2 separate regions of the Homo sapiens genome follow, and region 2 is linked to region 1. The links are chromatin loops, found by intact Hi-C in ENCODE. Cell type or tissue: heart left ventricle. All regions are shown on one strand. Each heading gives the region's core, and the rest is flanking DNA. Links, peaks and the distances in the headings are about the cores only. Region 1 overlaps RORA (RAR related orphan receptor A). Region 2 overlaps RORA (RAR related orphan receptor A).

Region 1 (2,918 bases), core at 284-2,783:
TGATTGGAAATGTTCTTGAACTAAAATATCCTCCGTGACAAGCTTTTTTGTAGTTATAAAAAAAGATCAGCATCTCACAGGTTACCTGATTTGCTAATTACTTAGAATTCAGATCAGGTATTTGTGGTGAAATTAGCATGCAATAACCATCAGTTTTTGACAAGGGTTTCTGATGGAAGAAAGGGATTAGCTGTGGGTGACAAGCTGGTAAGTAAAAAAAATTGGAAGTACATTTTCAGGGTTAAATTTTATCTCTCAGGTTAAATGATGGCTTAATGTTTTAATGATGTTCAGCAAGGGTAGATGGGTAAATAGGAAAGGCAAAGCTGCTTCTTTATAGGGAGAGATGTGTCTCGAAGGGGTGTGGCATTTCCTTCAAAAAGGCTGATAAATGGGACTCTTGATATAGGCTAAGTAACCCCCTTTCATTCTGTGTAGGAGGATCTATGAGAGCTGATTATTTTCCAGTTAACAAAGGGTAGGAAGTTGTTCTTAAATCAGAGTCTGATTTGTCTAGTTATGTCTATCTATTTATATCTACCTATGTCTAGCTGTATATTTATATATGTTACACCATGCTTGCGATTTATTGAGGTCTAGTCGTAAAATGACTAAGATTGAATCTGAGAAAAGATCCTACCACATCATGAATGTGTACTTCCCTTGATATCCTCTGTCCTTGGTTAAAGGTGCAGATGTGAATGCAATATTCCCAATGTACTTTTCCTTGCGGACCTCCCCACTTCATCCTTGCCTTCATCCTTTAAATGCCATAGAACGTGCTTCAGAATGACTCACTCCTGAAGAGGAACAGAGCCATTTTATTCTCCAAAGTGCACAGTCTTTCATCAAATATTGTTTCAGCTGACACGACAGCTCCCGCAACAATCCAGACCAGGAACAGTTTCTGAGCCTCTTTGGGTCTCTATTACCACATCTGCGAACTGAGGGAAATAATAGTACTTACCTCGGGGGAGCGGATGAGCAGTAAATAAGTGGACACTTGTAAAGAATCTAGAAGAGTGGGTGGCATATAGCAAGTGCTCAAAAATTGTTTATTCAATAAAGGCAAAGGTTGGCAGCCACCTAGGAAGTAATGAGCTATGTAGCCATTTAGACATAAAATAGGTTAAACATCATATGCCTTTGACCAACATTAGCCAGCTTGGAGGAGGAATGAAAAGTTCATATCCAATTAATGCTGCAGATTTCCCAGCCCCCGCCAGTTCTAGAAAGTTGAGAACCCACAACTTGCAAAGACATCCTGGCTGATCTCCAGTTGAGATGACACTTCCAGAGAGGAGAAGGCTGTCAGGTCTTCGTTTAAGCCAAGTCAGATCAGCACATATTTGCCCGCTGTCTGGAGGAGTGGAAAACTCCACACTGTCACTTCGAGCACTCCAGGGATCACATCTGTCAGGATGGAATTGCTCATCCCACACTCTGTGGACAAGGACTTGGCGTCCAAGTCTGACATGTGACCAACACTCCATTTGGGATAGTGGTCACAGCAAACCCTTCTGAAAGGGAATTTGGTAAGTTTTCCGACAAGTCAGTGTGCAGCTGGGGTTGGGCTTTGGCACGTCCTCTCATGAATTGAACTGTGGCTTTCCATGCTCTCCAGGGTCTGGGATTTGGCTCCAGCTGAGGAACATACACATACCTCAGAGGCCCGACTCTGTTGCTCTCTTCAGCTTTGCATATTATGGAATTTTACTAATCTGGGTCTGAGGGATGGGGCGATTATCCCAATGCTGGGTTTGTTTTCATTCCTTCCACCATGAACACATTTATTTATCGATTTATTTAACAGTCATTTAATAACAGCCTACTGTGTGGCAGTCACGAAACTAGGGCCAGTCACTCAGCTAGATGTAAAGAGAATCAGATTCCTTTAAAACATATACACTAATGGGAGAGAGCTGCTTAAAATCAATCGCAAAGATTTTTTTCTTTGTCTTATCTGTGTGTGCCCAGTGCCTTTCGTTGTGCCAGCACATGGTGAGGAGGGCTGTCCCTTAAATCTTGGCTCCTGGAGAACAATGGGGTAAGTAAGCTGGGTACAAACGGCTGTGAGGATCAAATATATTGTATCTGTGTAGTGCAAATACCTAGCTGAGTCCAGTATTTTAAACTTTATAAATGTAGTTTCATATTCACTATATCACTTAGTTTACACAAATAACCCATTAACTTTAAAAGGTATTTTTTAACATTTTATGTTTAGCTGAAACTCAGAAGAGTTAACCTACCTCCCTACCATCACACAGCTAGTTGGGTGTCATGCCCAACACAGAGGTCTCTGGATTGAAAGTTCCTTTCAATATTCATGATGTTGCCTACATTTATGCCAAAAGGGCTATTTTTATTTCCCTAAGAGGTGTCAAAACTTAATGGTTCAGAGGATATAATCTATTCTCACTTGGTCAAAATACTTGGTTTTGGTCATTCTTTTTTCATCCTGCGAACATTTACTAAGTACCTACCATGTGCCGTGTGCTACCTTAATTAAATATTCTGTTTCAGATTTACTACATGTACCATGCAGGGTTGTTTGGTTTTCTGAAGCTTGGAAAAGGATAAATTATACTCTACCTTGAAAATATGTTGATCAAACTATTGTTTGGCTGATTTAGAAGGAACTGGAGGCTCTGGCAGTACCCAGGTTCTTCAAGATGAACATCCTTCTCACCATTCATTACAAAAGATAGATGGTATTGGGCTGAATCTGCACTGGCCATATTTTGCAACCTGGAAAATCCTTTGAAAAAGCAAATCCTTGATATGGGCCAGTACTAAGTTATAAAAGTGTGACTTTGACAAATTTATTAACCTCTTTTCACCTCAGATTTAACATCTCTTATAACATGGGGGAGTCTGGAGAAGACGTCAAGTTTTAAGGGTCTTTCTGTTTCCAA
Region 2 (2,918 bases), core at 181-2,680, 76 kb after region 1:
GTGGAAGTGTGAGCTGAGGGGGCTTTTTTTTCCCTTTCCTAATTTTCCCCTTTAGTGCCTGAGAACTACAGAATCCTTTCCAGATGAACAAACACAGCAACAGATGTGGAGTCGGCAACAGTGTATTCTGGGGTTATTTGGGTCTGTTTAAATTGGGCTTTTCCTGCACCAGAGGATTTTGTGAAATATGTTAGGCTTCTGAACATGGAGAGATTTCAGCCTCAGATTCAGAGGGACTAAGGAATTAATTACCCCATTCCAAAAAGTCCATAGGTATAGATGGCTTTGTATGAAGGAACTGCTACCTCTTGGCCCAGATCATCTAAAGGAATGGGTCTCCTCTTTTCTCTGATCCCTACCGGAACTAGGCGTTTTGTAATCTTAATCTTGCACTTTGGATTCTGCCTGGAATTTTAATAACATGGTCACTATTAGTGAAGCCAGTGTGACCCATTTGGATGCTTTCAGGCTGGGAGAGGGAAGCCGTGTCAGCCTCGGGACAACGGAACATCAGTCCTGCTTGCCTACTGTGGAGGCACAAGAGAAAGAATCCTGCAGTGAACAGTCAGGCGCAGCCCTTGTCCTCCAGGCACAGCTTTCACAACAATTCCACACCTTTTTGAGAGGGACGCTTTTGTGGTCTCAGATGTGGGCTTCATGTGGAAAGGCGAAAAGGAAGGTTTTGTTTAGCATAGAGCACTGAAGGAGGAGTCAGGAGCCCTTCCATCCCAGCCTGGTTCTATTTTTTAGTATGTCATCTTGGGGAATTCATCCAGCCTCTCCTTCTTTAGAAGCTTTCTAAGCTTCTACTGAGGACAACACTCTCCAATTCTTTCTCAGTATTAAACAGATCAAATCAATTATTCGTATTTTATCTCTTCTCTTAGAATCCTAGAATGTCCTAGAGAAAAGAAATCTAAAGAAATAACCAATTTAATTATAAACATGATTTAGCATCTAAAAAAACATGTTGATATAACTCTTTCTGTGAAAGAGCAACCCCATTGGCCTTTCTCCTTCAGTCCCAATGAAGAACTGCAGCCATCTTTCGGTGTTCATGGGGATTGCTTCGACTGCCTGTCCACACATACTCAAGTGATGAAGTTGGTGCTGCAGAACCCACGTTTACAAAATGTCACTCCTCTGTAGGGGCAGGTTTTGCATCCTGCAAATACTGTATTATTGTGTATGTGGTTTTTTTGTTTGTTTGTTTGAGATGGAGTTTTGCTCTTGTCACCCAGGCTAGAGTGCAATGGTGTGATCTCAGCTCACTGCAATCTCCAACTCCCAGGTTCAAGCAATTCTCCTGCCTCAGCCTCCTGAGTCACTGGGATTACATGTGCCCACCACCATGCCCAGCTAATTTTTGTATTGTTAGTAGAGACGGGGCTTCACCATGTTGGCCAGGCTGATCTCCAACTCCTGACCTCAGGTGATTCGCCCGCCGCGGCCTCCCAGAGTGCTGGGATTACAGGTGTGAGCCACTGCGCCCGGCCAAATACCGTATTTTTGATCTGCGTTTGGTTGACTGCCGTGTGTAAGTGGACCTCGGCAGTCAAACCTATGTCATTTAAGGGGCAACTGTAGAAAGACCTGTCACTACTAAGAAGTACAGCACTTTACAAAATTATTTTTACATATGATTGTCACAGTAAACCTGTGAGGTGACTGTGTAGTATCCCCATGTTTTGGAAATGATTAGTAAGTAGTAAAGCCGAAACCCTAAATATGGGCTGTTTCCCAGCTTTCTAGAATTCTAGTTATTATTATTTCCCAGGGCTAATTTTTACTAATTAATGGTTGTAAATCCTAGTTATTCGAATAATCAACTAGGTGTCTAGCACTTGCTGTATAGGTTCCACTTAGCTTTCTTTCTTTCTTTTTTTTTTTTTTTTGAGACAGAGTCTTGCTCTGTTGCCTAGGCTGGAGTGCGGTGGCGTGATCTCGGCTCACTGCAAGCTCTGCCTCCCAGGTTCACGCCATCCTTCTGCCTCACTCTCCCCAGTAGCTGGGACTACAGGCGCCCGCCACCACACCCGGCTAATTTTTTTGAATTTTTAGTAGAGATGGGGTTTCACCATGTTAGCCAGGATGGTCTCGATCTCCTGACCCCGTGATCCACCCACGTCGGCCTCCCAAAGTGCTGGGATTACAGGTGTGAGCCACCATGCCTGGCCCCACTTAGTTTTCTTTGAAAAGCATAAAGATAGTAGAGAAAAGGAATAATATACACGGGGAAATAAGACCAGTGTATATTCAAAGATCTGCAAATATGTATATTTTTTGGTCCCAAGCTTGTAAACAATTTAAAAAATGACTCACTTTCCTGCCTTTTTATAAGCTGTATCTAGTTCATTTCCCTCTTCCAAATATAAATCCCTAAAGGTTAAGAGTACTCTTATTTTTAAGGCAATAAGGAACAGACAAAGTTAGCCTTTTCAGGTATTTTCATGTAGTCAGAGAAGCTCTCTCCAAGGGAGGGAGGATAAAATGGCCCAGTGCCCTCAGGCCTTTAGAAAACATCTCATGGGGATAAATGCTTTGATTCCCAGCGGTGCAGGAGGTAACAGATGTGAGGCTCTCCATGGCGCTTACCAGAAATATGTATGTACTGTGGGGCAGAACGAGGTACTTTGAAGATTGGAGAATTCGTCGGCCCTGTGACTTCACTTTATTGCTTTCTTCCTGTGCAAAATGTCTCTGGACCCAGAGGGAGAGGCACCGGCCAGACAGTGAGTCAAATGACAAGTTGACAAAATGGTTGTAATTCTAGAAGCTGCAATCCCATCCTTGTCTCTTTATGTAGGGGTGAGGATGAAGCCAAAATCTGAAACAGCTCCCAGGAGAGCAAGAAGATACTGTTACTAATGATTGGGCCGACCTGAATTCTTTCCTCGTTTATTTATGCCAGTCGTTGG

What was found. Peaks named below come from ENCODE experiments on the same cell type or tissue, not always from the same donor. Only the 100,000 strongest peaks of a DNase experiment are listed, where the experiment ranks them.
Region 2: a loop joins it to region 1, with 4 times the contacts of the local background. A loop is called at or near these places in 1 of 110 quality-filtered maps.

The regions. Positions count from the first base shown.
Region 1 is chr15:61,156,687-61,159,604 of GRCh38, reverse strand. All of the region lies in intron 1 of RORA (RAR related orphan receptor A), which reads left to right. Among named protein-coding and RNA genes, the nearest start is that of RORA, 71 kb to the left of the region's middle. In heart left ventricle, for the core only: no CTCF peak of the experiment used is centred there; a DNase peak (open chromatin) is centred at 1,514; H3K27ac peaks cover 1,207 bases.
Region 2 is chr15:61,080,785-61,083,702 of GRCh38, reverse strand. The region is part of intron 1 of RORA (RAR related orphan receptor A); the gene reads left to right. The region is part of intron 1 of LOC107984805 (a long non-coding RNA gene); the gene reads left to right. Among named protein-coding and RNA genes, the nearest start is that of RORA, 150 kb to the left of the region's middle. In heart left ventricle, for the core only: no CTCF peak of the experiment used is centred there; no DNase peak of the experiment used is centred there; H3K27ac peaks cover 587 bases.